3 separate regions of the Homo sapiens genome follow, and regions 1 and 3 are each linked to region 2. Evidence: chromatin loops called from intact Hi-C (ENCODE). Cell type or tissue: ovary. All regions are shown on one strand. Each heading gives the region's core, and the rest is flanking DNA. Links, peaks and the distances in the headings are about the cores only.

Region 1 (10,167 bases), core at 1,440-9,439, 110 kb before region 2:
GGAGAGTTTGAACAGAGGAGTGACAGGATCTCATGTATGTCCCAGACTACCCTGGCTGCTGGCTGTGCATACATCCTAGGGGAAAAGGGTATAAATGGGATCCCTTAGGAGGCTGTGGCAGTGATAATGATGAGAGGGTGCTGGCTGAACTCAGAGGTAGCAGAGGAGAGGTGACAAATGGTTGGATTTTGAGTGTTTTAAAAGTGGTACTAATAGGACTTGCTAATTTGGGGTGAGGACAGAAGTCAAGGATGGCTCTGAGTTTTTGGTTATAGCTAGGCAGGTTGGTGGCCTAGAAAGCAGATTTGGGGAGCTCAGTAGTTCAGCATGGATTTTGTTCCACTTGAGAGGAAGGACTGGCACTTGGACATACAGGTCTGGGTCCTCGGGTGAGGAGCTGACTTGAATGAAGAAGCCCTTTCCCAAGGCTACTTGATTGTCTCAGGTTAGATTAGAAGGCCTGATCCCAGGTTTTGGAACGTGTTCTATCCCGTCATATCTTATGACTCCCATCCATCCCACGAAGCCATGGACATCGCGGTGGTTACAGGGAATGTCCATGGCAGCCCTGTTGGTCTGGAGCATGAATTGGACTATTGACATGATCAGGTAAAAAGCTGCCATCTTTAGGCTGGAAGAGCATTAAGATAGATTTTTTCCATCACCTCATGTCTCTTGGAGTAGGGGCAGTAAGACTGGAAGAGAAAAGTTAGGAAAAAATACCATTTTGTCCCAAGAGAATCCAATATAAGAAAAAGCATATTCTCCTTATTATTTTTAATGAAAAATAGTAGCTTCCACTTAGTGGATCCTTGTGTAATATTTACTAATTAAAAATAAAGAATATCCAAAAAGATGGAAGTCTGAATCTGGATTTCTTTTTTGAGGCTGGATATCACTCTGTTGCCCAGGCTGGAGTGCAGTGGCACGATCAAAATTCACTGCAGTCTCAGCTTGCCCCCAGGCTCAGGTGATTCTCCCACCTCAGCCTCCCGAGTAGCTGGGACTACAGGCATGCACCACCACACTCGGATAATTTTTTGTATTTTTTGTAGAGACGGGGTGTCGTTATGTTGCCCAGGCTGGTCTTGAACTCTTGGGCTCAAGCGATCTGCCCACCTTGGCCTCCCAAAGTACCCGGATTGTGGGCGTGAGCCACTGCACCTGGCAGAATCTGGCACTTAAAAATCCACTTTGAGTATGGTTTTCAATATGCCTGTATAAGCTTCCTAGGTTTGCTGTAACAAACTTAAGGCAACAAATTGTGTCTTAAAAAAACAGAAATGTATCCTCATAGTTCTGAAGGTTAGAAGACAGAATCAAGGTGTCTGTGGGGCCAAGTTTCCTCTGAAGGCACTAGGGGAGCATATCCTTGCTGCTTCCAGCGTCTGGGGGTTGCTGACAAGCTTTGGCGTTCCTTGACTTACAGCTGCTCACTCCAGTCTCTGCCTCTTCTGTCACATGGAATTCTTTCTGGGTTTCTATGAGTGTCCAGATTTCCTCCTTATGACACTATTCATTGGATTAGGTCCCGCTCTAAGCCAGTGTGACCTCATCTTAACTTGACGGCATCTGCAGAGACCATATTTCCAAATAAGAAATAACACCTATTTCTCCGGTACCAGGAAGTAGGACTTGGATATGTCTTTTTGGGGGACACAGTATTATCCACTCTGATACTGAAAGAAAAGAATGAGGTGTAAAAGGTGGTATAAACTAAGGAAGTATACTGCTTTGGCAAAATAACTCAGTTAAAATCGTTTTAGTAATTCATATTTCTTTCTCCTTTTGTAAAAATTTAGACTACATTACACAAATTTTGTCTTCTAATTTTTGACATTTCAAATGAGATTATATTCTGTATAATTACTCAGAATACGGACAATATGGTGTATATATCACTAGGAAACTAAGCAGGATTAACATGAGAGGGAGTGACTGGAATTTGCAGTATCTTCACAGTATACCCCATGAATTGCTGAACTGATGAATGATGGATTGTTTTATATTTTTATGAAATGAAGAGTATTCAAAAGAGTAGTGATAAGGAAACTGAGCTCTAGAACAGGATCATCAACTAAATCAACATGAACTAGTTGATCTCTACAACAGGATGGACACACAATCCCAAGACCATGGGCACAGTTGGGAAGCTTGTGGAGAGGCTGAAGACATGGTGACTAAGAGCACAAGTTCAGGACCAGGATAGTCCAAACCCAAGCTCTGCTGTGGAATCAAGGGCTCAACCCTTAACCCCTCCAGGCCTTGATTTTCCTGTCTGCAGAATGGGAACACTGTTCTTATCTCACAGGGCTCTTTGAGGATGTGATAAGTAAATTCCCATAGAGGTGGCATAGCATAGTAGATGAGAATGGATTCTGGAGTCAGAGGGCCACAAGGCCAGTCTTGGCCTTACCACTTGCTAGCTTTATGGCCTTGGGCCAGGTGATAAGCCTCTCTGGGCCTCAATTGCTTCCTCTGTAAAATAAGGATGATGCTAATACTCATTGTTAAGATTAAATGAGGTAAATGAGCTAACACTTGGGAAATTCTTAGAGCAGTGCCTGGCACAGAGTAAGTGGTATTTGAGTATTTTCCATATTGAAGTGTGGAATCAGTGCCAGGGCTACATAAGCCTGATAAGTGTTCATTGCTCCTGTCATGTTTATAATCTCCTCACCCTCCTGCCCCTGAAAATACCCCCATGTCAGCTGCCTTTTCCACATTTATCTGGATACTGAAAAATGCACGTAAAGGGACATTTCACCTTAAGGAAAGCTTGGACTTTCAAAACAGATGCATTGCGAGGTGGTTTACTTTACCAAAGGATTTACTGTGGGGTTCCATAAATAAACGAGTACTTTAAGGTGGAACTTTATTTACAAAACCAATTCCTTCTTTTCAGGAACATTTTGCTTAAAGCAAAATAGATACTAAGATTGGTCAAATTGAGTGCCCTCTGTTTATTTGTCCATCATAGATCTTGGACTATCCACTTCTGCGCTTTGATGCATGTCTATGTAGCATTTTTAGCCCCCAGGATTTTCTTATGTTACTGTCTTAGTCTATTCATTCTGCTATAACAAAATACTTGAGACTGGGTAATTTAAAAATATAGTAAAAGAGATTTATTTTCTTGCAACTGTGGAGCCCGGGAATCCCAAGATAAAGGTGTGGGCAGGTGCGGTGTCTGAGAGCCTGTTCCTCATAGGCTGGGTAGGTGTCCTCACATGGGCTCTTTTACAAGTTACTAATCATTCATGATGACTTAATCACCACCCCAAAGACCCCACCCCTCAGTACCAACACAATGGGAATCAAGTTTCAACACATGAATTTTGGGGGACATTCAGACCATAGCAGTTACCTAGGTGTGATAATGATTGATTTTAGAACTACAGAATGTAAGAATTGGCGGGTGGCTGGGAGATTCTCATCTCTGTCCCAGCAGCTGGTTCTGCATTCAAGAATGTTGATTCAGACAGGGAGAAGGTGGTTCCCCTTTTCAGAACTAATTCAGTCTCCTTGATTATATTTTAAAGATCTCAGTTTGCTGCTTGCTTTTAATTTTTCTCTAATACAGCTTCCTTTCAAATAAGATGATGAATCTCCAGAAGTCCCTGCAAGCATCAGTATATGGCTACAATTTTTTTTTTTTTTTTTTTTTTTTGAGACAGAATCTCACTCTGTAGCCCAGGCTGGAGCGCAGTGGCGCGATCTTGGCTCACTGCAAGCTCCGCCTCCCGGATTCACACCATTCTCCTGCCTCAGCCTCCCGAGTAGCTGGGACCACAGGCGCCCACCACCACACCCAGCTAATTTTTTGTATTTTTAGTAGAGATGGGGTTTCACCGTGTTAGCCACGATGGTCGCGATCTCCTGACCTTGTGATCCACCCGCCTCAGCCTCCCAAAGTGCTGGGATTACAGGTGGGAGCCACCACGCCCGGCCTATGGCTACAATTTTTATACCACTGTGTTGACCTTACCTTGTCTTTATAGCAGGGGATTTTGGTTTCCATTTGTTACCATGGTGGTCAAACTTGGTAGCATATTAGAAACGCCTGAGAAGCTTTTAAAGCCATTCACACTTTGGGGTTCCCATCCTCCAGAGATTTAGCTGTGTGAATTTTAACAGCCCAGTTGATACTATTGCATAGCTATGTGTGAGTGTATCAACTTATAAACATGACTGATACTTTATCCATGCTAATGTTTGCTGTTTTTAAGGTTAGTGAATTATATTTAAGAAAACACAAAGAAACAGCCCAGGTGGTTACAGGGATAACTGAGGTTTGGTAAACACTGAAGCTGGGGAGGTAGAATCACCTTACCTAGCCAATGTCACCAAAGTGGCTGGTGACAAGAGTGTCTCTGAGCTCATCCAAGGCTCTCTTTTGTTTTTGTTTTTGGTATGTGAAGTTTCTCACCCTTGAAACAACCGCACTTGTACTTGGAGGAAGCTGAGACTCCCTTTGGACCTAGTCATCCTGTTTTGTGGCCACCACCGTCATAGCAATATTTAAAAACTCCATTGGGCCTTCAGCCTCAGTGGCAGGAAGCCTAACTCTATTTTGTTGTCTTAGTCCCTGGAGTATATTGAGGCTGCAAAGTTATGTTCACCAGATCTTGGTAGTTCCAACAATCACAAATATATTTTTAAAACTTTAAAAAACATAAATCTATTGCATGTATCAGTACTGATGCTCACATTCTCTCTTCCCTGCCCCCCAGCTGTCCCCTCAATTGCAACTTTAGTATGCCCTTGCATTTGCAGCAGAGTCCCAAGCATACTGTCAGAACCTTGGAATGGTTATGTCACAGGCCAAAGAGAATTTGAGGCTAAATTGTGAAGGTCTAGCCAATAAGAATGAAACATCAATAGTGTTTTCTTCCAGACTTGTGGCCTTGCAGCAAAGAACGAGGCAGCTAGAGTTGAAAAGCACTTCCATACCAGAAGCTCTGCAAATTGGGCAGGCAGCTAGATGTCTTCTTAAATTGCATTTCTGGTGACCTCAGCCATGGCCCAGGCAGACCACCCTCCTTTTCATACAGAAAGGTAATTCCGCTACTAAGTTCAGTCACTCCCACATTGTTTGGAACAGGTTACTCCTAGTGGTCCTGTGGTTTGGGTGTTTGCACCGGGGAACATGATTAATAAAAACCACACAATTCATTTTGACAGCCTTGGCCCATCTCTCCCAAAGTGAGGAGCTGCTCGTGACTTTCTTTTTCTATTTTCAGCTTGTGTTTTTTTATTGCAAAACCAGGCATTCCTTTGAATTCATGTGTGTCCTTGAAAACAAAGCAGCCGTGTTTTCAATAGTGCAGACTCTTCCCCTGTCTGTTGCTGGTAGATGCGCCTAATGGTAAACAATTTATAAACAAAATGTTCTCCCCTCAGCCCCCGGCCCTCCAACCCCTTGCTTTTGTACTGATCTGTAGCAAGGGTCTCCTAGCACGTACAGGATAAGACTTGTGAGAGTTTGAAAGAAACTCACGGCCATTGATTATTACCTGGGCTTATGCATTATGTGAACATGTTCCTTCAGAGAACCCAGGAAGGCATCCTATCCTTGTCCAGACTTTGCTCAGTAAGAGGCAGGTGACCAAGTGCAAACAGCACAGTGGGTGGGTTCGAAAAGAAGCTGGTTTGAATGTTTGCTCTGCCATCTGACAATTTGGTGTCTTGGATAAGTGCCCTGACCACACACCATGCCTCAGTTCCCTTTTGTACAATGGGAGACCAGGATAGAGCAGACCTGACTGATTAAGGGAGGAGAAAATGTTTCTGAAGGACCCAAGATAGACACAGAATGGCAGCGGTTAACTGACAGCAGAAGAAGTAACCAGTGAAATCAGGGAGCTTGTCTCATCCTTAATTCCTACATTTTTTAAAAAAGGATTTTTTTTAGAGCAGTTTTAGATTTACAGCAAAACTGGAAGAAATAGTGATTTCCCATATACTCTCGACTCCACATGGATAGGTATTTCCTCCTCACTACCAACATTCTGTGCCCCCTTTCCAGAGTGGTGCATTTATTACAATCAGTGAACCTAAAATGACACATCATTATTACCCAAAGTCTACATAGTTCATGTTAGTTTTCACTCTTGTCACTGTATGTTCTGTGGGTTTAGATAAATGTATCATGACATGTATTTTCCATCATAGTATCATCCAGAGTGTTTCCTCTGTCCGAAAAATTTTCTGTGCTCCCCCTATCCCTCCCTCTCTCCCTCCCCCAGACCCTGGCATCTTTTTTTTTTTTCTTTTTTCTTTTTCTTTCTTTTTTTTTTGAGATGGAATCTCTCTCTGTCACCCAGGCTTGGAGGGTAGTGGCACGATCTCAGCTCACTGCAACCTCTGCCTCCCGGGTTCAAGTGATTCTCCTGCCTCAGCTTCCTAAGTAGCTGGGATTATAGGCGCATGCCACCACGCCCAGCTACATTTTGTATTTTTAGTAGAGATGGGGTTTCACCACGTTGGTCAGGCTGGTCTAGAATTCCTGACCTCGTGATCTACCTGCCTCAGCCTCCCAAAGTGCTGGGATTACAGGTGTGAGCCACCATGCCCAGCCTTTTTTTTTTTTTCTTTAAGATGAAGTCTCACTCTGTCGCCCAGGCTGGAGGGCAGTGGCATGATCTCAGCTCACTGCAAGCTCTGCCTCCCGGGTTCAAGCGATTCTCCTACCTCAGCCTCCCGAGTAGCTGTAATCCCGAGATTACAGGCACCCGCCACCACACCCAGCTAACTTTTGTATTTTTGGTAGAGACAAGGTTGAAATAAGGATGTAACTGCAGGTGACTTCTACCCTCAAGGGCAGGCTGCTCATTTGGACAGATCATTCTAAAGGGTGGTGCTCATTGTTCCATCTGTACAGTATTCATGGGCAGCCTCATGTTGGCCCTGCAAGTGAAGGTCCTCTTGAACACCCTTGTAACAGGCAGGATCACCCTTGGAGGTGGCCATGGAAGAGAAAATCACTTGGGTGAGCAGATGCAGAAAAGGTGCTGAGAGAAGGTGGACTTTGAATTATTCAATGCCAGGATAGTGAGAGCCAGGAGTCTGAGAGGACACATTAAGCAGACTTCTTTGCATAGTAGTTTTGAGGGTGTGAAATAGTGCTGGGGTGTCGTTTAGATGGGCTGTGAGGGTAAGTCCATGGCTGGCCTCTGTCACCAAGGATGACATCTGTATGTTGCCTACTGTTGTCACTTGTGCAGCAGGCTCCCGAGTGGAGTTAAGCTGCTGATGTTCGTGATGTTTGATTTCTGACATTAAGGCAAAGACTAAAAGAAAATAGACTGAAAGAAAAGACTAAAGAAAATAGGCCTTCCCTTACTTTCATCGAGGGCTCTGGCCATGTAAGTGACAGAGGGTGGTTAGGCTTCAGAGTCGGAGAGATATGAGTTTGCTTACTACTGATGGTGTGACTCTGGTAGGTTAGTGACATCTCTGAGCCTTTGTGCTCGCCTGTAAAATGAAGACAATCCTGTGTTACTTGAAGGATTGTTCTGGGATTCAGTTATAGCCCATGTAATGCCAGGTATGAATAGATGCATGGCAAGTTGTAGCAATTATTAGTGGGGGTTATTTATCCACATGTCTGCTGCCTCTGTGTACAAGGAATGGCTCAGGAATCTCATCTATGAGCAGCTCCACTGGGTGGATGTGAGGATAAAACCAATGACTCCAATGGCCCCAGAGCAGGTGGTCAGGCAGTGGGGACACCTAGAAAGATGAGTGTGATTAGTTCAAGCCCAAGTCCAAGGGGAATGAGGGACTGATTCATCTTGCCTGATGAACTGTCCACCTGCCCATCTGCTGATGAAACACAGCTGCAGGAACTCTTTCACCTCCTTGGTGTGAGTGTGTGGGGAGTTTGCTTTTAGCTGTTTCTTTCAGAGCTGGGTGCCCCAGTGAGTGATACATCATTTCCTGGAAGCCCTGGGGCCCCAGTCACATGCTCTGTTTTGCTGGAGTCCTGGGAATCCCTTCTAAGAGAGGTGTGGTCTTTCAGAGCCTTCTAGACAGGTTACATTTTTGCCACAACTTCAGATGCCATTCACATGCCAAGTTGAACTCTGTGTGTTCTGTCACTCCTCCTATGGTCTTCCCTGCCTTACCCTTTGTGGTTTCCTTTATGGCAAATTGAAGTCCGATTGCCTGGACAGCCCTGGCCAGTGCAGGGATGTTATTATTGGAAACTCTTCCCATTTGGCACCTGTATTAGTCCATTTTCACATTGCTGATAAAGACATACCTGAGACTGGGCAATTTACAGAAGAGGTTTAATGGACTCACAGTTCCACATGGCTGGAGAGGCCTCACAATCATGACAGAAGAAGAAGGAAGAGCAAAGGGATGTCTTATATGGCATCAGGCAGGAGAGCTTGTGCAGGGGAACTCCCCTTTATAAAACCATCAGATCTTGTGAGACTTATTCACTATTATGAGAATGGCATGGGAAAGACTTGCCCCCGTGATTCAATTACCTCCCATCAGGTCCCTTTCACAACACATGGGAATTGTGGGAGCTATGATTCAAGATGGAATTTGGGTGGGGACACAACCAAACCATATTAGCACCTGTCCTGGGATCCTGCTACATATAGTATTAGGATAAACAATCTCATGTAGGTCAAAAATAACTCATTCTAAGATAATGAGGGTCTCAGCTTTCTCTCTTGAGGGCTTCAGGGCAGTGGCCACATTCTAGCCCTGCAAATTTCCCCTTTTCTACCTCCTCCAACCAAATTCTTCTCCTCCAACCAGGTAAATGCTCCTAGAAAGTCCTAGAAACAGCAGGGTTGTCTTGTTTAGCCAGGGTAATCTCTCCCCCCACTGGAAGACAGCGAGAATGAAGAAGCACTGAGGTCAGAGGTGAAGGGAGAAACTTCTAGGCTACCTAGGAGGGTGCTCTAAGGGGCCTGGAGTCAAGGCTCTCACGTGGGGAAAACTGTGTCTCTTTTTCTGCATGTGCATGTTCCTTCTCCCCTCTCTCCCTCCTCTTCCCTTCCCAACTCTTTCCTTTCCTATTCCCCTCCCTCTTTTGACTTGGCTTACAATGGTGAAGATCAAAAGCTGTGGAAGTGTTGAATGGGACTGGGAATACCGCCCTCTCTTGTCCAGCTTTCTGCCGTGAATTCCCTACCTGCTTGTCTGGCTTGTGTTGGAAGAATTGAGGTCCCTTTTCTTCAGTGATGTGGACCACTAGGAGTTTATAAAAATGGTTTCATCAAAAATGAAGTTAGATATAAATTCAGCTGGAATAGTTTAAGACCTCTTTACCTCATCAAAACAAGAGGAGTTTAAAAAAAATCACTGAGTTTAAAACACATTTAAAACTCACTTGGAACCATAAGCCAATGAGATTTGGAAGAAAATTCCAAACAAGGATAATGAGATGTGACCAGTCTGACCAGACAAGAACAAAACACTAAGATCACTTTTTAAAATTAAGTCTTTGTTGGCTAAAATGAGTACAGTTAAATGGAGCCGGATAAATCATAGAAAGAACTTTACATCTGAGACTTTATATATAATACACATATTACAAACCAGTGAGGAAGGAAGTATTATTTAACATGTACCTTTACAACAACTTGCTTTCTGCTGGCCACAGTGGTGTGCAAATGTAGTCCTAGCTACCTGGGGAGGCTGAGGCAGGACAACTGCTTAAGCCTAGGAGTTCAAGGTTGTAGTGTGGCCTGATTGTACCTGTGAACAGTCACTGTGCTCCAGCCTGGGCAATATTAGCAAGACTCCGTCTCTAAAAAACAAAATAATAATGATAAATAAATACACCTGGCTTTCAATTTGGAAAACATAAATATTTAGTACCCCTCCTCACATGATAGTCCAAGTAATTAGAGATGGAAAAATAAAACGTTTTAAAATTTTATTTTAGCATTCAAGTAAACATGTACTATATAATGGTGGCATCATTTTTAATATGATTGAATCATTTATGCTTTTGAAGTAAACAGATACTTTGAGGCTAAATACATATTCACATCTTCAGGTTACTTTCTATTTTCCTTTAACTTCATTTTACAGGAGAAAAAGTTAATTTCTAACTGCTAAAAACATGAAAGTTTTATTAGATGATTTGTAACTATGAACAGTTAGCAGTCCTAATATAACACTGAAATCCAATACCTG
Region 2 (10,167 bases), core at 1,093-9,092:
GCTGCCAGCGGGTGTGCAGACTCTGGTAGCCAGAGAAAGCCTTCAGGCAAAGTGATGCAGAGGCCAGCTGTGGGCAGTTGGCCCCACAAACATGGAAAGTGTGAGGACAGAGGGGATGTGGGTGGGTTCCCAATAGTGTCTGCTGCAAGCATCTCCTTGTAACTTAATGTCCACTTCATCCACGTGTCGCATGTACTCTTCTGTGCCATTTTAAGGGGAGCTACCTTTTCCTGATCTGCCCACTGATTAGAAAATAGCCAAGTTTAACATACAGCCAACATGAGTTATAGCTGAAGACAGCAGTGAATATGATGACAAGAGAAGATCCATTAACAAACAATTGATTTAGAATTCTGTTTATAGTTATTTTATGAATGGCTTGTTCTTGGCTCACTGCAACCTCTGCCTCCCAAGTTCAAGTGATCCTTCGGCCACAGCCTCCCAAGTAGCTAGAATTACAGGCACGTGCGTCGTCACACCCGGCTAATTTTTGTAATTTTAGTAGAGATGGGGTTTCACCAGGTTGGCCAGGCTGGTCTTGAACTCCTAACTTCAAGTGATCTGCCAGCCTCGGCCTCCCAGAGTGTTGGGATTACAGGAGTGAGCCACTGTGCCCAGCCAGCTTTGTTCTCTTAATCATTACTTTAACATCAAAATGTGTGTAAAAACTGACTGAATACTGTGCCTGCTATGGGGGTGGAAACAAAGTGTTGATTAACACTGTTTTATGCCCCAGTCCACAATGTATCATCTCCTTCTTTCTCAGGACACTCACCAAGGGCCTAGGAATGGGTGCAAGTTTCCTCCGCCCCCAACTTCCCAGAGAATTGCCCAGCTGGGTTCAGAACCACGGACAGTGACATAGGAGACAGCACACCCCTGTGCCCAACAATTCTGGACATAATGATCTTGTGACAGATCCCTCTTTTGATCTTGGGAATCCCCAGCCCCCTTGACCATGTTTGTTGAATGTTCAGGAAAATGTTCATTATCTCTTCCAAACTCAAGGAGTGAGACTTTCAGTAGTTGTGGCTCTGAACCCCCTTCCAGCCTAACTGCTAATGGCCAGTGGAGAAACTCGGTGCTCTGAAAACTTGCTGCTTTGTGTCCTCACTGCTAGTGGCATCTGGTTTTAAGTGGTGCTTATAAATGAGTCTAGGAAGAAAGGGATAGAACTGACTGATGGCTTTGTCAAATCAATTTAGACACCCTTAGGCTTAAAATGTGGCTTCCATATGACTTCGGGTCCAATGATGCTGGCAGATGAAAATGAGATGGAGAGTCAGTGAGCTCTGGCTTAAGCTGTACTTACATTTATGTAGTGCCTTCATGACTTGATATCCTTTATATGTTACTAAATGAATTTTTATCTGAAACAGAGCCAAAATTGCCATCATGGAGGCTTATCCTTGTGAGCATGCATAGAAACAGGTGAAAAGTTCTTCTCCCCCAGTTAAAGGGAACTTGGACCCCAAGGTAGCTAAATAGAATATTCCAGGAATGCCAAATACCCAGGATTCCTTACAAATAACAACAGTGTAAAGGCACAACTTGTTCATGGGTGAATCAATAAAAGCCAGTTTGATGCCCTGTTCTTAGCTTCTTTTTCTCAAAAGGGCTTTAGCAATGTTGTCTACACCCATTTTTCAAAAATGAGAAAATAGAAGCACAGAAGTCAAAAATAACTTGTGTAGTACCAGAATTCCACCTCCAATGACCTGTCCCACCTGCTGTGCCACACTAAGAAGTGTGCACTCTTAGCTTCCATGCTTCTATATTGTGTGGTTTAAGGGAAACTGCAAGGAAGAAGAAGTGATATACAAGTGATCTGGCTGGCCCTGGGGAGCTTAATCAGTATTTGGTTTATTTTAAGATAACCTGAACTGGAGATAGTGATAAGAAAGGTTACCCGGTGTTTTCCAAGGAAGAGCTGAGTGGAAAGTTGAATTTGGACAAAGGCTCTATCTATCCTGGCAGAGAGTGGTGTGGACAGCTTGCAGACACTCACCTGTGTGTTGTGTGTTTGCTGTGATGTTCTGGCCGCTGTGCAGGTGATCTTACACTCCTGCCACATTCTGCCTTCCAAGAGTCTGAAGTCTCAGGAACTAGGTCATGTTGTAAAAACCAATTAAATAGAAACTTAGTTAGCAAGCCAGGAAGGTCCGTGGTAATGAGCCAAATCATCTCCTAAGAAGAGAAACAGACCCTGAAGATGAGTCATAACAGGAGGTAAACAAAGATAAACTGCAGTGACCCCCTGGACTTTCCTTTTCAGCACAGATTGTTTTGCCCCTATCAGTGGAATGTTAATGACTCACGTCCATCCACGAGGTCCTGTTGCAACAACAAACACTGGCAGCTACTATCGGCCACTTGACATATTTGCTGGCCCTTCTCATTTTCACTGGCTCTTTCTTATCCCCCAGCCTTAATGAAAAGTTGCAGATACTTGCATTCCTAGCAAGGAAGAAAAAGTAGAGGTCTTTTTGAAGAGGAAAGTCTGTGTCCTTGTCCCCTTTCCTTGGCATCATGGTATCTATGTATAAGGACAACTTTGCTCTCCAGAGTTGATAAGAAAAAAAAAAACAAACTGTAATCCCAGCACTTTGGGAGGCTGAGGCGGGTGGATCACTTGAGGTCAGGAGTTTGAGACCAGACTGGCCAACATGGCAAGACCCCATCTCTACTAAAAATACAAAAGTTAGCTGGGCGTGGTGGGACATGCATGCAATCCCAGTTATTCAGGAGGCTGGAGCAAAAGAATCGCTTGAACCCAGGAGGCGGAGGTTTCAGTGAGCAGAGATCGCACCACTGCACTCCAGCCTGGCGACAGAGTGAGACTCCATCTCAAAAAAATAAAAGTAAAAGCACAAATGTTGCTTGAGCATCAAAATAGGGCAAGCACAGTTCTTCAGCTTTACTTGGATTACCCCTTTTGTCCTCTCCTCAAACCTGTAAAGTAGATCCTCTTACTATGCCCATTTTGCAGATAAGAAAACTGAGGTTCGGGGAGATTAACTTCTTGAAGTCATAGCTGGAAAGTGGCAGAGGCAGGAAATGAACCAAGGTAGCCTGACACCTCAGCCTGTCTCCTCTGCTGCCTCCTCCCCTGCCTATCTCTAAAGATGACTTTATGAGAGTTAGAGGGGAGCAACATAGAGCCAGCAGAGCTTTTAAGGTAGTGTTTATTGCCCCAAAATAATTTTTCTTACTATTTAATTAATTTTCATCAAACTTAAGGATTACTTTGGACTTGTGACAATCCAGGTGAACTGCTGCTCAAAGATAGACTCAAAATATCGTGCGTTTCAGGTCTCAGAAACTTGGAACATAGTAACTCTGAGAAGACATGAGCAGAGGAGAATCTCAACCCAGATTTGGAAATGATACCATTTATGGACACATTGCAGCTGAAGGCCATGCTTAGGAGAAGTGGCCCCCCTCCTGGGTGTAGAGACAGTGCTTAGTACATGCCTGGCACATAGTAGGCATTTAATAAATAGATGCTATTTTTAAGACTCATTGTGTTTATGCCTGAACAATTGCTCTTCAAATAAAACATGACTGTTATTTGTGTAGCTACAATGCCAGCTAGCAAACTTTACAGACAGATGTGTGGCTCAGCGCAAAGAACGTGTAGGTTGCAACCGTGTACATTTTCTACTCTGGGCCTCATTCTAGTTCTCCTCTTTCTTCCTACCCTTCTTGTTGTTGCACCTCTGCACTTCTTACTTCTGTTCCCTTGTGTTTTATGTATTACTTTACATATCCTTATATCATCTTTGGAGATAGCTAAACATGCATAAATTTAAAAAGTAAAATAAACATCAGAGCTTCCTGCTTCTCAGCTTTGCAAACATAAAAGTAAAACCATGTGTGTCGGAACCTGGCCCCTTGGGTTATTGTAATTCTAGGCGTAAAGTGAGCTAGGATCAGGAAACTCAGAAATCGGAATTATAGAGGTTTATTGATGACCACTGAAAAACCTAAGGAATTGTGGCCAAAAAAAAACTTAAAATGTGTCTGCTGAAACTGATGACTTCTCCTTGATGTTTTAGTGATTGGAAAGGCATTCTGTGTCGTGGCAAAGGGTACTCTGGGGCAAGGATGAAGTGTTTGCTCTTTAAAGTCAGCAGATGCCGCTTAGATTAGAATTGTAGCCTCCTTTTTTTTTTTTTTTTCAAGGAAAGGAAAGAAAAAAAAAAAAACAGGAGAGCATGCCTAAATTCCCCAAAGGAAGTCTGTATTCCATAGAAAACAAACACCCCGCCAGCAGCTACCCTCACACGCACAGGGCTCCAACCTCGGAGTCTGGGCCAGCCGAAAATGTCAGGGTGGCTTTCCAAGTCAGACTAGCTTGTGAGATTGCTGGTGTTGGCTGCATGGAAGGCTGAACTGCAGGAAAACAAAGTGCCAGATTAAAGCAGAGTGACAGCCGCTCTCAAAATGACTCACTGGGAGGGCCACGTGCGGATGGAGGAGCCGTGTCAGGGGCGCTACCAAGAGTCCAGGCATGGCAGTCAGCACTTATTAAACGCCACTGATTTAGCATCAGTGTATTGGATACGGTAAAAGATTCAGGTCCAGCATCTTTGAGCCTCAATTTTCGTATCGGTAATATGGGATCCGTAACTGTTTGGGATGAGGCTTTGTAATCTAAATGTTGCTATGTAAAAGATGCAGAATTGGTCCCTCCCTTGAAGGGCTTATGAACTGACTTTACAAATTTGCGATAGGCATATGGTGTGGTGTATATGAGGGTTCATTGGAAAGGATAGTAAAGCCACGGCCCCATGCAAGATGGTGATGATACTGCTGTTCTCGTTGTGGCTACTGGGGTCCCTGCAGGCTGAACTGCATATCAGCAGAGCTGTGCAAGTCCCCTGTTCCTCCAGTAGCTAGCCCGTGATGGCCCAAGTGTGGCATAGGGGGTCTTCTCTCCCCCTGCTTCCTGGGAGACAGCCGGGCATAACAGAAGGAGCACAGGCTTGGAGCCAGTCAGACATGAGTCTGAACTCCAGCACTGAGCCCCCATTTCCATGTCTCTAATATGAGGTACAAAGCACTACTTGAGATAAGCCCTCTAATGTTACCATTGCCAGGCCCGTCCCCGTTTTCTCTAAAGTGTAGCCATTGCTAATTTTCAGGATAGCCAGAAGCTATCTTCTCTGTCACCTCGAGATTCATGGGCTATCTCTGCCACCAAAAGTTCCCACCCAGCAGATCACCCCTGTCTTCCTTGATGGAACTAGGAGCTGGCCACCTGTCCTGCCACCTGCCTCCAGACTTACCTGACTGTGGTGTCGGAAGTTCCACACTGAAGTTAGGCCTGAGCAGCCTGAGAAATTGCCACAAAGGAAGTATACAGTTGAAAAGCGTCCTTTCCTGGACAGCCAGACAAGAGAGACACCTCAGTACCTGGACTTGTCCCTCCTTTGGGGCCTGGATTACTTTCCCGCTAATTCTTCCCAACACCTGCACCTGTGCCCTTTCTTGAATTTTTTTGTTTTGTTTTGTTTTTTTGAGACAGTCTCTCTGTCACCCAGGTTAGAGTGCAGTGGCACAATCTCCGCTCACTACAATCTCTGCTTCCCCGGTTCAAGCGATTCTCATGCCTCAGCCTCCCGAGTAGCTGGGACTACAGGTGCCTGCCACCACACCCAGCTAATTTTTGTATTTTTAGTGGAGATGGGGTTTTGCCATGTTGGCTGGGCTGGTCTCGAGCTCCTGACCTCAAGTGATCCACCCGCCTCCCAAAGTGCTGGGATTACAGGCATGAGCCACTGCTCCTGGGCTCTTTCAATTTTCTTAAATGGACAAACCTCACCCTCTGCTTTAAGAAAACCACACATCCTCCAAAGAAGTCTCATTTTCTTTTTTCCCTCCTGTCGTAGAGGTGCTCTGATGTCTCCTGCCCAGGTTTCTCAGGCTGTGGGTGCAGGATGGGCTCTGAGTGGGAGGTAAGAGGAAAGGGGTGCTGATGTTCCCACATCTTCACCCTCCAGTGAGAGCCGTGGGCCTGCTCTTTGTCTTACCCGGGATTTGTTCCCTAAACACATATCTCAATAATACCCTTTTCCTCATCAACAGCCAGCCAGCTCCATGTCATCTAGCAGACAGTGTGCTGTTTCTAAGAGCAGGACCCTGAGAAAGTCCCTGAGAGTGGAGACTCCCCACTATGGGGTCTTTCCTGCCCTGGGCCTGCCAGCACCACAGGAAGGCGCTCAGCACTTCGTGCCTCTCTGTCTGTCATACAGGGAATGGCACGTGGCCAGCACATTCTTTAATTCTGTTCCTCTAATGGATGAGTTGAGGGCAGTGGGGTTTCTAACTCCTGCTGAAATTAGAAAGGTTCCCTTGTACCCCCTTGCAGGGCATGCAGCAGGCACTGTTGCTCTTTGCTTCAGTGCCCCACTGCTCAAACCTTGAGGGGAGCATACAGATGGGCAGGTTGTGGGGCTCCAACCCCACGGCTGTGTCTAGGGGTAGATGTTTACAGCTCCTGAAGCCCCAGTGGGCATGTGCTATCATGTGCTCTTTCAGTTTTGCCATCTATAGGTGGCTTGTGTTAACCAGGTCAATTAGACCCTGGGCACAGGCCCAGGGATGGAGCCCTAGCCAGGGACCACACCCTTCTCTACCCAGCACTTCGCTTCTTTGGTATCATTTAAAGGGACCACACCTTTCCCAGCACTTCCCTTCCTGCCTTCCTTCCATATCACACCGCTACTGTAGCTCTTAACGATTGCTGGAAGTAGAAACTTGTGTAAACTACCTCAGGTGAAAAAGAAGATTTATCATATGGCTACAGAGGAACTATTAAGCCCAAAAACAAAAAATGAAGGATACATGAGCCTCATGTGAACAAGAAATGGAAATCAAGGGCTAAGGTCATTTTCTCCGTCTCATGAAATGCCTGTTCTGTCTCTCGATGGATTCCGAGTCTGTTCCATTTTGCCTCTTTTTGATCATGTTCCTGTGCTTTTCAACTTACATGGATTCCCCCAAATGGCTACATCAGCTATAGAGTGGGTAGAGTTGTGCTCACAACAGCCTGCTGATGACATCAATCTCTTATGAAGAGAGGTTGGTTAATGGTTACAAATATGCAGTTAGAAGAAATAAGACCTAATGTTTGACAGATCAGCAGGGTGACTATAATTAGCAATAATCGATTGTACATTTCAAAGAAGCTAGAACAGAATAATTTGAATGTTCCTCGTGGAAAGATAAATGTTTAAGGTGATGGATATCCCACTTACCCAGATTTAATCTTTACACATTATATGAATGTAAGAAAATATGTACATCTGCTGTGTATCCATAAAATAACTTTCAAACCTCCTAAGCAAATTTGATTGGCTCAGCCCAACTGTAAATGGATCTCTTCAAGGCTGGTGTTCACTGATGATGGAGCAAGAGGTTCTAAAGTGTGATGTGGGCAAGGGCCTTTCAGGAGCTCTGAATATGTCAAGTTCTCTAGAACTAGAACATAATCGTTATCATTCTGATTAAATGCCATCAATTAGTGCCATCATCAGTGCTCCACTGCTCGTCTTGAACTTCTCTGTCTTCTGTATCTTTGTATCTCTGAAGTTGGAATGTGTTTTTATTGGCAGTTAGTTAGGCACCAGTTAGGGTATAGTTGCCAGTACTTGCAAGTGCACAAACAGCAAACATAGCAGCATAAAAACGAAGTCAGGGTTTCAGCTGCTGGAAAGAAAGTCCTGAAGACACAGGACTCTGGTAGGGAGTGGTGAATCCCTTGTCTTCAGCAGTATTCTCAGAGCAGGGGTCAGACATAGGCTCTAGGTCCTTCCAGAGCCAGCTGAATGGGGCTGGTACTAATGACTGGTAGCTCTCACCACCGATGCTCCTGATGGTATAAAGGACAGTGTTTTGTGATAAAGCTCAGGAGCTGATGACAGTAAGAGAGATTCAGGAGAATCAGAATCCATATGCAAAGACATTTTAAGACCATCTTAACTAGTCTATGTTTCTTTATGCATGCATGCAATATACAATAATCAGGAAAAAATGTATTTTAATCAATATGGAAGAATTTTAGTGATAAGGAAGCATTTATGAAAGTTGAATTGGCAACTGGCCGGGTGTGGTGGCTCCTGCCTGTAATCCCAGCACTTTGGGAGGCCGAGGCAGGTGGATCACCTGAGGTCAGGAGTTCAGGACCAGCCTGGCCAACATGGTGAAACCCCGTCTCTACTAAAAATACAAAAATTAGCTGGGTGTGGTGGCGGGCACCTATAATCCCAGCTACTTGAGACGCTGAGACAGGAGAATCACTTGAACCTGGGAGGCAGAGGTTGCAGTGAGCTGAGATCACGCCATTGCCCTCCAGTCTGGGTGACAAGGGCAAAACTCCATCTCAAAAAAAAAAAAGTTCAATTTGCAACTTAAAAATTATTCATATTATAAAGACTAATGGTGCATCTTACAATTGATAATGTCTCAGTTAATGAGCTTCCATAACAACAGTAGAGGTGGCAGAATTCTGAACTGCAAATATCATTAAATCCTAATAAACATAGCACCCTGCTCCCTCTGTCAGAACTCATGCACACAGTGAAATATGGCTAATGGCCCCAGCATCCTCTGCCATTCACACAGCAGCAAGGATCAATGGACTTGCAGGAAAAATAGATACCCAGATAGATTTGTCTCTCACAATCAAAGGAAAAGATGTTTCCTCCTCTTTGCAGCTGGCCTTCCCAGTGTTGGCGGTATTTGGATCTGCCATGATGATAGCTCACATTTCACAATTTGAACTCCCAGCACCAGTGCAGCTTGGTGTTTGGGTTCCGTGATGTTTTTTTGGCTGGCTTCTCGCCTCTGGCAGCCTGGTGTCCTTGTACAACAAAATGTGCACAGCCACTCCCCTCCCTGGCCTTCCCCTTAGACCATCCCCATGACATCGCTTTGAAAACATGTTGGGTCGCTTAAATAGTTATTCCTTTTCTCACCCAGCTCATTAATAATGAGTAATTTAGTAATTTAGTAAATCAGCCCGATCTAAAAATACTTTTTAGAGGGAAGAAGCCCTCTGGATTTCAAGGTCAGTGCAGGGCGCACATGAAATAGTTGTTTTCCAGTTCCCTCCTGTATGAAGATGGCTTGTTTCCACCGGGCACTGAAGTTCTTCTTTTATGTGGTGTGCTGCTGTCAACTTAAGACATGTGCTAGATTCAAAATGTGGCCAAAATTTGTGTTTCAGTGTGTGCCCCTGAGGGTTTCTGGTTAAGGACCAAGTTTCTTGTTTTTCCTTTTTTATCCCCTTGTATTACATTCAAAATAGCAATATGAACATTTTCCTAGTATTTATCATGCATCTATGAATGCACAACAATCAGAATAAAAATATAATTTCCAGGATTTTGTTTTGTGGTTAAATGATAGCAGTTTATAGATAGTATCATTAAAATTCTTGATCAGACTAGATTGCTATCCATTGTAGCTACTGTGTGTGTGTATATATATATATTTATGTGTATATATATGATTTTTATTCATATCTGCATTTTTACATAGACCTTTTGTTAGCTTTTGACTTTGTTAGGCAATGCCCAGGAGTTAACTACCAATGTTGATAAATAGGGAAATATTGTGGCAGCCACTGCCTTCTGTGGCCAGTTTCTCAGTCTGTCTGTCGAGGACATTAGAGTTTGAGGACCACAGAAGCACTGATTCCAGGTTTGGTTATTAAGAAAAACTGTAGTCTCAAAGCTTATTTCTGCTTGCTCTCAGAACCAGCATGATTAAGTAAAAATGTTGCCTTTAAGAAGACAAGGTAAATGAGAATAGGGACCATAGAATGCAACCCAGCAACAAACTGCTTATCTGTGGGCTGCATACTATTAAAAACTGCACTCACTTATTGGCCTTGAATATAAGTTGCATGACCTTGCCGTTCATTGTTTATATTAAGAGCCGTGTATGTGGTGGCACATGCCAATAGTCCCAGCTACTCAGGAGGCTGAGGTGAGAGGATTGCTTGATCCCAGGAGGTCGAGGCTGCAGTGAGCCATGATGGCCCTACTGCACTTCAGCCTTGGGAAACAGAGTAAGACCCTGCCTCAAAAAAAAAAAAAAAAAAAAAAGCGTAACTCTATGTGTGTACTGTGCTAAACCATTTTACATAAGTTATCTCTT
Region 3 (10,167 bases), core at 1,342-9,341, 99 kb before region 2:
AGGCACTGTGCCTTGTCTTTTCAGCCTGCAGTGGTAATAAATCAAACAGGATTTTCGGAGGTGGAGGCCTGTGATAAGCATGGCTCAGGTCTGGCTTTAGTAATCCCAGAGTCAGAGAAGAATTGTCTTGAAAACTGTTTCTACTAATGCAGATGCTTTACAAGCCTACAATCTAAAGGGCTGTGTGGTAAAATTCTCCAGGAAAAGGTGTGTATCCTGAGTCAAAGGCCAGCCAGAGCGGCAGGGGCATTGCTTTTAACCCATCTCTGAAAAAGTAGCCCCAAGCAGTGTTTGTCTCTGGCTTTCATCCAAGCTCCTGCACTGTGACTGGCTCTTGGCCGGACAAAAACAGTCAGTTACCTCCCTGGTGGAAAACTGCAATTTCTCTCCATTTTGATTAAAGCCACCTTTCTCACATTTCCTGTTTCTCTAAGCTGACCTTTGGGCAAGTTTTAAGATGATGGCTTTGCCGTAGGCTGGGCTGATGGATGGTCATGGAGGTGACATCTCCAAAGGTAGTTTTAGTAAACAAAGAATCTAAGACTAGGATTTGTAAGGATTTCGAATTTGCATTTGTTATCAAAAATGTTACTGAATGCCTAAAGCTTGCAGGTAATAATGGGACGTGCAAAAGAAACATGGGTTTTGCTCCTAAGGAGATTTCAGCATAACTTTTTCAACCCCAAATCATATGATGCCATGTTCCAGTGATGATGATCTTGGTTATTACTGCCCTCTTCTTTGTACTGTACACTGGTATAGTTCAGAGGTTTCCTACTTTGGCTGTTTATCTGAATAACCTGGGAAGCTATGTGACTACTAAATCTTGGGTGTCAGTCCCTTATCTAATTGGTTTGGGATGAAACCTAGATAACTAGATTCGTATGGCAAAGGCTGAGAGTCGGTGGCTCATGGCAACCCTGTGAAGCAGGCATGACAGGCAGTATCCTTCCCATTTAGCAGATGTGAAAGCTGAAGTCTGGAGTGATGAACTGACTTGCCCAACATGACACAGTTGGTCTGCAGGAAAGTCAGGATGAGAAAGGCTTCCGTCCGAACAGGCTTTGAAATTAAATCTGGCAGTCCATTTACCACATTGCGGCCATTGTGTGAAATTCCTTGGTTATTACCTTAAGAATCCGTTTCTGGGAAACTTAATGCAACTTGTCTAATCCTGGCACCCCTCCAACCTTAACAGACTCTTTTGTGTACCGAACTTTTGACTTGTAGGGGGAGAAGCATAAAGGCAACTGGGGTCTTAGGGCCAGGACTGAGGAATGGGTTTGGCGCCTAGCCACTAAGGGGAGTTTCACAAGAGACAAGTTCCAGCCAAGATGGCACTGCCTGTCTCTAGCTTGGGAGACCTGTTTCCTCCTTGGGGAGGCATGTTCTCTGAGAAGGGAAAGGGGCGGCTTTTTAGTTGGTCATGTGCTTAATATCTATACTTGAAGCTGATCCAACTTTTTAAATATGTTAGACAATGCCATTTAACCTGAAATTTCTTACTTTGGAACTTGAGTTAATCACATCTGGGGTCTCCCATGAATCACTTAGCCATCATTTTTCAGGGCCGCCTCTGGCTCCTCTTTGTTTTCTTTTTCCATTTTGCCAACTTTTTGTTTAAGATGAGCATTCCCTAAAGCGGTCATCTCTTGATCTCTCTCCCCCACTCTGCCCACTATGACCCCACAGCAGCCCTCACTGGTTTGACAGGGCTGCCCTGCACTCTGCAGCTCTGGAGGGTTCTTGAGAGCCCATTTCCCTCTAACCCAGATCCTCAGGTTGGGATGCCCCAAGAATATGCTAAGCAGGAGGAGGCCAGAGCGCCCATCACATAGGATCTGTAACTTGTTATAGGACCACAGCCGAGCTCAGCTACTAGAGATTCTGTGATGCCTTTAGACTTTCCTCTTGATCCCAATATGGCCATGGTAGTAGGATTTTTTAAAGTAACCTAGGTTTAATAATAGTCCCCTTGGTAAGTGTCCTCTTTGCTCTATGAGTGCTTGCTTACTTTCAACCTTCTTATTCTTTCCTTCTCTTCTGCAAATATTAAATGCCTACCATGTGCACTGTTCTAGCTATGTCCGTGAACAAAACAAAGGTCCCTTGTAAATCTTGCCTTCTAAAGTGACTGGGAGTAGGGGGGATTAGTGGAGAGCAGACAAAAGAAATAACCTCATACCTTATGGAACGAGGCAGCTGGTTAAATAAACTATATGCCAAGTATCATATTGATAAAGAATAAAGCCACTCCTGGCCCTGTGCTCAAAACCAATTTAGGAGAAACAAACTTATAATTAACTGTAGTATAGTGTGATCAAAATATATACCAAATACAGTGAAAACACCTTAAAGATCTCTTCTGTCTTTTTTTTTTTCTCCGACAGTTGGTCAGGACAGGCTTGACCAGGAAAAGGCAGATGACATTGGAAATGACTCTGGAATGGGAATGGCATCTGAGTAGACAGAAAGCTACTTATTCAGAAAGAATTGTGTGGGTGAAATTACGCAGCGCGAATGAGCATGGTGTTAGGGAACAAAAGCAACAGATTCTGGGTGAGAATGAAACAGGAAGTAAAGCTTTGAACAGCCTTGCAGATCCTAAGAGATGACCCTAGAGATGGTAGGAAACCATCCAGGTTTTCAAGCCCAGCGGTTTATACCATCAGAGCAGTGTTTTCCCCTGGTCACTTCCACGGAGTGGAAGACAGGTACAGAGGGAGACTAGGAGGCTCAGCCATGGTTAGTCTCCTAATCAAGACTTGATGAAGTTCTGGTCTCCATCGACAGGGCAGGTGGAGAAGAAGGAAGGAGAAGAGAGAAAAGTGGACACATAGTTGTCAGGCATTTGTCATTGGATGTATTAAGTGGGAGAAAGAATGGAGCCATAGAAGACTTCAGAATTTCTGGCTTGAACATCTAGATGTGCTATTGACTAAGAAATGGTACATCCTATGGTTTGTTGTAGAGGTGTGGGAGGACATAATGAATTGTGATTGGACACATGCTTCTCATATATTAACATTTGTTCTGAAATAAACAGACGTATGTAGGTTGGGTCATGTCACCCCATTTAATAGCATATTAACAGAAGTCAGGAGGACTGCGTCCTCAGCTCAGCTTTAGGACTGTGACGACAAAGTCTTGGAGATGGGTTCAGAACCAAAGAAACAAACTCTAAACTAGGCTTGAAGGAAGTGAATTTCAATCAGCGTTTAGACTAGATCAAGATTGAGAGCTCAGGATATGCTTCTGAGGCCCTTCCTTCTGGGCTTCATTGACTAGCCGCCATAGCATGGGTCTTGAGAAAAATTGCCCCAGCCGTCTGCTGCTCCTGATCCTGGTCAGTGTGCAAAAACAGCCAGTGAAAAGTGCCCTCCAAAAGTAGCTCGGGAAGGCAACCCAGACATTATTTGGGAAGACACCATTGTTTTATTAGTGGCTAAGTGTGTTTTAAATTTAAATTAGAACTATGTGAAAAAACAATGGTAAGTAAATCACTTTTTGTTAAAGACCTTTCTGGGTACATCTGTTCTTTAAATATATTGATATTTAAAATAGAAAATATTGCCCACTGGAGAACCAGGCACGATGGCTCATGCCTGTAATCCCAGCACTTTGGGAGACCGAGGCAGGTGGATCATTTGAGGTCAGGAGTTTGAGCCGGGCCGGCATGGTGAAACCCTGTCTCTACCAAAATACAAAAATTAGCGGGGCATGGCGGTGTGTGGCTATAATCTCAGCTACTCAGGAGGCTGAGACAGGAGAATCTCTTGAACCTTCGAGGCAGAGGTTGCAGTTAGACGAGATCGCACTACTGCACTCCAGACAGTGCAGAGCGAGACTCCACCTCAAGTGTGCACCTGTAATCCCAGGTACTCAGGTGGCTGAAGAACGAGAATCGCATGGACCAGGGAGGCAGAGTTGCAGTGAGCTGAGATTCTGCCATTGCACTCCAGCCTGGGTGACAGAGCAAGACTGTCTCCCCCTGCCAAAAAAAAAAAAAAAAAAAAAAACCCATCAGAGAAAAACATCTTTGTGCTTCAATTTTAAAAAGATAATTAAGAGGTTTAGAGTTACAAGTGTGGGATTGTGAAAGTCATTAAGAACTAACCATATTGATATCTTCTAATTTTTTTTTTTAATAAAGATGGGGTCTCACTATGTTGCCCAGGCTGGTCTCAAACTTCTGGGCTCAAGTGATCCTCCTGCCCAGCCACCCAAAATGCTGGGATTACAGGCGTGAGCCACTGTGCCTGGCCTCTATATTGATATTTTTAATTAAAATTCCAAAAGTTAGACAATTGAAGTCTAAAAAGAATGGAACATACAAAATTTCTGAGTGCAGTTTAAAACATTGAGTGTAATTTGTAAGTTTCCCTTAAAATAATTGTTTGAAATTTGCTTACATAGAATCAGATTTGTAAGTTGAACTATATTCTTCAGAGAAAAACAGGAATTTGAATTTTAACTTCAATACATCGAATACTAATTTTTAAAATCAATAAGACAAAACAACTCTTGAATCTTTTCTGTATACAGAAATCCCTCTCAAGGGTACAAAAAAAATCACACTGACAGAAAACATATTTTGCTGTTTGTACCTTGACACGGCTTAACTGGTGGCAAAATGATTCCTGTGTTCTGCCTGCTACTATGTAGTTGCGTAGTTATCCTCTACCACCCCCCACCCCATCCATGCCCTGCAGCTGGTGTAGATACACAGGTGTAGAGCATGCTCCTATTTTTAATCCAGTTACTTCCGATAAGAGCAGGACTTTGCCCTTTCCACCCCACTCCCCACCTCAAGCCCCTGATGAAGGAGTTTCCTTTAGGTCTGTCTTCTCCGAATTCCTTTAGGATTTAAAGTCCATACCTTGCAATTTAGCACTTAATGATATGCCCTCTCTTCACAGTCTCTAATACTTTCAACATGTGTGAGTCTTGCCTTCCCAAGCAGACTAGGAATTCTTTTCTTCCTTATTCCCACATCTTTGTTCCAGCCAGCCATCTAACAGACATTAAAAAAAACAAAAACAAAAACAAAAAAAAACAAAAAAAAAACCCTTGAGATTGGCTGAGTTCTTTTCCCTACTACTTTGAGTGAAAGGAAGTCACCCAAGGCCAGTTGTAAGAATTGTCTGCATGGGGCGGCTCCCATTGCATAGCACTGAGCTTAGGCTGCAGATACCTTGGTTTGCATCTTGGCTCCATTACTTATTGGCTGGTGTGATCTTGGCTAATTTATTTCAGCTGTCCAAGTCTCAGTTTCTGCAGGCTCTTAGCCCAGTTCCTGACAAATAATAAAGCTCCATAAATAATCATGGTTATTGGTAAAGTCAGCTGCCCAGAAAACCTCTACTTTCTAGGGAAGAATAGAATGACACAATCTCTAGCAAGAGTTGGGGGAAGCACTCTCCATCAGCCCTAGAATTGCTGTAGCCTTTTTGCTGCCTTGGGGAAGACAGGAGGCTGGGGCCCTCTGAGCATTGTTCTAAGCTGCCACCACAACACTGCCTGGAGGGAGGATTGTTTGTTTTTTTTTTTTTCTTTTTTTTCTTCCCTTTTTTTTTCTTTTTTTTTTTTATTATACTTTAAGTTTTAGGGTACATGTGCACAACGTGCAGGATAGTTACATATGTATACATGTGCCATGTTGGTTTAAGGGAGTATGAAGAGCCAGTGCTTCTGCCAAAGAATTAAGATCTTATTTGTCACTTGAGATTTGCCCCAGTGGCTCTTAACCTGTTCAAAAATGTGCAAAGACTTGTTGACTGAGACACCATTCTCTATCTAGGCCTATGCTGTAGGCTTCCTGCTTAGACCTGTGAATTTTGGAAACTGAGTAGAGGCATTCACTGGCTTAGGGGTATAGTCATGCCAAGCCCAGCAGCATGTCACTTCTGAGTTGGACTCCAGGTATGTAGCTTGAAACCAGCAAACAGTAGACTTTACCCTGCTCTTAAGACTTTATGGACATCTGTTTTCCCAGTGACTCTATATTTCAATCTATAACTCTGAACTTGATGCGTAAGTCTCAGGCTCAGTTTCAAAGCCTTTAGTTTGGTGTCATGAATGCTCTTTTCCTGTATTTGGTATACAGAAAAATGCTTCCTTTTTTTATTTTTTTTTTTAAGACAGAGTTGCACTCTGTTGCCCATGCTGGAGTGCAGTGGCACAATCTTGGTTCACTGCAACCTCAGCCTCCCTGGTTCAAGTGATTCTGCTGCCCTAGCCTCCCAAGTAGCCGGGATTACAGGCACATGCCACCATGCCCAGCTATTTTTTTGTATTTTTAGTACAGATGGGGTTTCGCCATGTTGGCCAGGCTGATCTCAAACTTCTGACCTCAAATGATCCACCCACCTTGGCCTCCCAAAGTGCTATGGTTACAGGCATGAGCCACTGTGCCTGGCCCGAAAAATGCTTCTTGACAGTCCTCTGCTTCACTCATGTGTGGGCTTCTCCTAAAATGTGTTTTGAATCATGGTCTTTCTGCTTTCTAAAACTTTGGCCATGCATTTCCATTTGAGTGGTGCTCAGTGGCTCATAAAGAAAGGCTATGTACACATATGCATCCCAGGAGGCCTTTCCTTTCTTTTCTCTCTAGTCCTGGCTGGCACTCTTGCCAGCTCTTACTCGGAAGCAAGGGAAGAAGCTGAGTGATACTTAATAAATTACGAAGGGAAGAGCTGCAGTGTGATATTAAGACTGCGTTGCTCATACATTGGAATAGGCAGAGCCGGTGGTGAGATCTCTTCTCAGAACCATGCAGGTGTGGAGCTCCCAGTCCTTTGAAAGCAACGCATGCTGTTGCAGACAGGTTAATTTCCTCACTGTCTTTGTGCTGAAGCATGAGGTCCCACATAGTGAAAGTATTCAGGAAGCTGAGTGTACCTGATTCAAAGGGCATGGGCTTTGGGGCATCTCAGTTGACTGTTATGCATAATAGAGGTGTTGTGGGCTGTGCCCACATCAAACCCTTGCCCTTTTGCTGTTGGCAGCCTGTGAATCCCCAGGGGCGCTGGTGGAGCAGATGGGAGCTGCATCCTGAAACCCACTTTGCTAGCTGGCTCTGTGAAGAATGCACTGGTTCACCTTTGGCCTCTGTGTGAGGCTCCGTTCCTCATGTGTCCACCTGGGGCTTGTTAGGCGTATTTTCTGAGTGAACTCTGGAGCCCACTTAGGAAGTAGCTGCAGGCACCCATGCTCCTTTCCCTGTTGGAAAACAGGTCAGACAAGGCCAGATATGCAAGGTGTGTGAGATGAGCCCTTCTGAAAAGGAGCACTCAGACAATCTGTTTAAAACACATTATATTCTGGTGGATTCCAGAATCTTTTTTTGTTCTGAAGCTTTGTTCTATCAAGTACTGCTTGAGGATAAGATTTTCTCTGGCTAGAGTCTAGCAACCTTTTCTGTTCTAGTGGTATGTTGGCTTGTTACTTTATTGGGGTATTTGGGGGGCAGGAGGGGTAAGGGGCCATAGAGCCTAGAATGATGTTAAATGGTCTTTATATTAAAATCCATTCTTGGACGTTAATTTTGGAACAATATCTTAATACCTGCAAAAAAGTATAAGGACACATAAATGACTTTGTATCCAAAACCCAGCTTAAGATATGAGACACTGAGATGCTTCAATAAAGCTAATGCACCTGCTTGGTCATCCCTTCCTCATTTCAGCCCTCTCCACTCCAGCCAGATTTAGCCACTGTTGCAAACTTGGTGTTCATTGCTCCCATGTACTTTCCTCTACTTTTAAACTTAAGCATGTATCCCAAAGTGACAGAGTAGTATTTTTCATGTTAATAACCTTCATATATTTTGTGTGCCTTTGTATGACTGTCTGCTAAATATTAGGTTTGTGTGCTACATCCATGTAAACCAAGCAGTTCTCATTAACTGACACTCACTTTTCTATCATATCCCATTGCATGAATAAACCAACATCAGAGAAAGAACTTATTAGTACAGAAGCAAATGGAAATATTGCCCAATCACATTGAATATTATCCCTGGTACTTACCCAATCATCTTGAAATAACTGGGTCATTACTTGTATGGGTAGGTTTTCTGGTATGTTTTAAGAATTGAAAAAGTTATGCTTTCCTGATGTTTACAGGAGAGGAATAGACCCTCTATAGAAAATGCCTTTTCAAATAGACTAAAATAAACATAACACATGAAGAATGGATTGGGTAAGGGTGAAACTGATCATGAGTAAAGATACTTTTAGAGTAAACTAGGCCAAAAAGTAAGAAGTCCATGACTAAATAGTGGCAGTAAGGATTCAGGGAAATAGATTTAAGAAACACTGAGAGGTAGAACCTATTGTACTTGGCTGACCAGATGTGGAGACTGAAGTAAGGGAGAAGCCAAGGATGATTCCTGTCTAGGTTTGGTCTACTGGTTGAGCAATGGAACTGTTCTGTAGCATGTCGAAAACCTAGGAAGGAGCTGTTCTAATGGTGATGAGGGTGGATGTTAAGATAATTACAGATTTGGACCTACTAAGTTTGACACATCTGTGATATATGCAAGAGGAACTGTCCAATAAGCCACTGCATATGAGTCTGGGGCACAGAGATTTGTGAGCAGGAGATCTAATTTTGAGAGTCACTGGAATATGAATGGTGGTTGAAGCCAAGGAAGTAGATGATGCTTCAAGATGTGTGTGCAGTGAGAAGGGAAGATGGTTGAAGACAGAACCCAACAGAACACTAAGGAATCCAGAAGCGAGTATGGGGAGTAGTGGCCAAAACACGGAAGGAGAAAAGTGCTGTCTCGAAGATAGAGGGGGAAGTTTCAAGAAGGAGGAGTTGGTCAACAGATGCACATATGACAAGTCACATAATGCAAGAACTCAAGTCTGTTGGGTTTCCCATCACAGAGCACACTGGTGACCTTCAGGAGAGCTGTGTAAGTGGAAGGTGGGGGATAGAAGCCAGATTATGGATGAGCAAAGACTGGATAATGAGAGAAGAGATGACACATATAGACGACTGCTTCAAGAGATTTGGACAGGCCCAATAGAAACAGATGGGCAGCAAGGATCTAATGTGTAGATTTGAGGAAAATCTTTTATTTTGAATACAGGAGAGGCATGAACACTTTCATGTGCTAAAGGGAAAGACTCCGTGTAGAAGAGAAACTTGATTATGAACAAGAGAGACGTTTTCACTCATCCACAATAAACACTTTCTATTAAAGCTCCATTTGAAGTGCTCATAATCCAGTCTTCAAAGTTTCCCCTTGAAAATTCTTACCTCTCTTGAGTAGTTGACAAATTTGACTTCAAAGAGTCTTCCCTAGATCATTTCATTGCTGATGTGAAAATTAAAATGGGGGCTTGTTCTCGTGCCTTCTCTAAAACACATCTCTCAAGCAGGTGGTAAGGGCTGAGGGTGACTCTTCTTAGAAATGCTAAGATGCTATTTGGCAGGAATAACACTAAATCATTTTGTCTTGCATCAACACTTTGGCCCAAGTTTCTTAAATAATCTCTGACATGATTAGGAAGTAGGGATCTAAGGGGTCTGGAACACAAAGTTAAATTGTGGTGTTGACCTGTAAGGAGTACAGAGAAAATCCTGGAAAAGGAATTGTGTAAATAACAGTAATAGCTAATGCTTATTGAACACTCGTGACAAATGCTACTGAGTAGCTTGTTTCATATATTTCTCTTTAATTTTCAAAATAACCCCATTACCTATATACTTTTTAATCCCCATTTGTATTTATTTATTATTATTATTTTTCGAGACGGAGTCTCACTCTGTCACCCAAGCTGGAGTGCAGTGGCACGATCTCAGCTCACTGCAACCTCCCAAACTGGGAGTGCAGTGGCGCAATATCGGCTCACTACACCTCTGCTTCCTGGATTCAAGAGATTCTCCTGCCTCAGCTTCCTGAGTAGCTGGGACTACAGGCACACGCCACAACACACAGCTAATTTTTAGTAGAGACGGGGTTTCACCATGTTAGTCAGGCTGGTCTTGACCTCACGTGACTCCTGACCTCAGGTGATCCGTCTGCCTCAGCCTCCCAAAGTGCTGGGATTACAGGAGTGAGCCACTGCGCCTGGCCGTTCATCCCCATTTTTAAATAAGGTAAATCCAGAACCTGGGGTTTGAAGAAATAATCAGTGTCACACAGGAAGTGGT

Evidence for each region. Hi-C counts contacts between places; a loop is a spot of excess contacts. Peaks named below come from ENCODE experiments on the same cell type or tissue, not always from the same donor. Only the 100,000 strongest peaks of a DNase experiment are listed, where the experiment ranks them.
Region 1: it touches region 2 in a loop (2.3-fold over the local background); 6 of 110 quality-filtered maps call a loop at or near these places.
Region 3: a loop joins it to region 2, with 2.3 times the contacts of the local background. A loop is called at or near these places in 5 of 110 quality-filtered maps.

The regions. Positions count from the first base shown.
Region 1 is chr18:59,618,934-59,629,100 of GRCh38, reverse strand. The region is part of intron 2 of CCBE1 (collagen and calcium binding EGF domains 1); the gene reads left to right. Among named protein-coding and RNA genes, the nearest start is that of CCBE1, 73 kb to the left of the region's middle. In ovary, for the core only: no CTCF peak of the experiment used is centred there; a DNase peak (open chromatin) is centred at 4,984; H3K4me3 peaks cover 494 bases; H3K27ac peaks cover 4,892 bases.
Region 2 is chr18:59,508,660-59,518,826 of GRCh38, reverse strand. All of the region lies in intron 2 of CCBE1 (collagen and calcium binding EGF domains 1), which reads left to right. Among named protein-coding and RNA genes, the nearest start is that of LMAN1, 150 kb to the right of the region's middle. In ovary, for the core only: no CTCF peak of the experiment used is centred there; DNase peaks (open chromatin) are centred at 2,176, 4,366 and 8,840; H3K27ac peaks cover 7,194 bases.
Region 3 is chr18:59,607,716-59,617,882 of GRCh38, reverse strand. All of the region lies in intron 2 of CCBE1 (collagen and calcium binding EGF domains 1), which reads left to right. Among named protein-coding and RNA genes, the nearest start is that of CCBE1, 85 kb to the left of the region's middle. In ovary, for the core only: no CTCF peak of the experiment used is centred there; a DNase peak (open chromatin) is centred at 5,169; H3K27ac peaks cover 26 bases.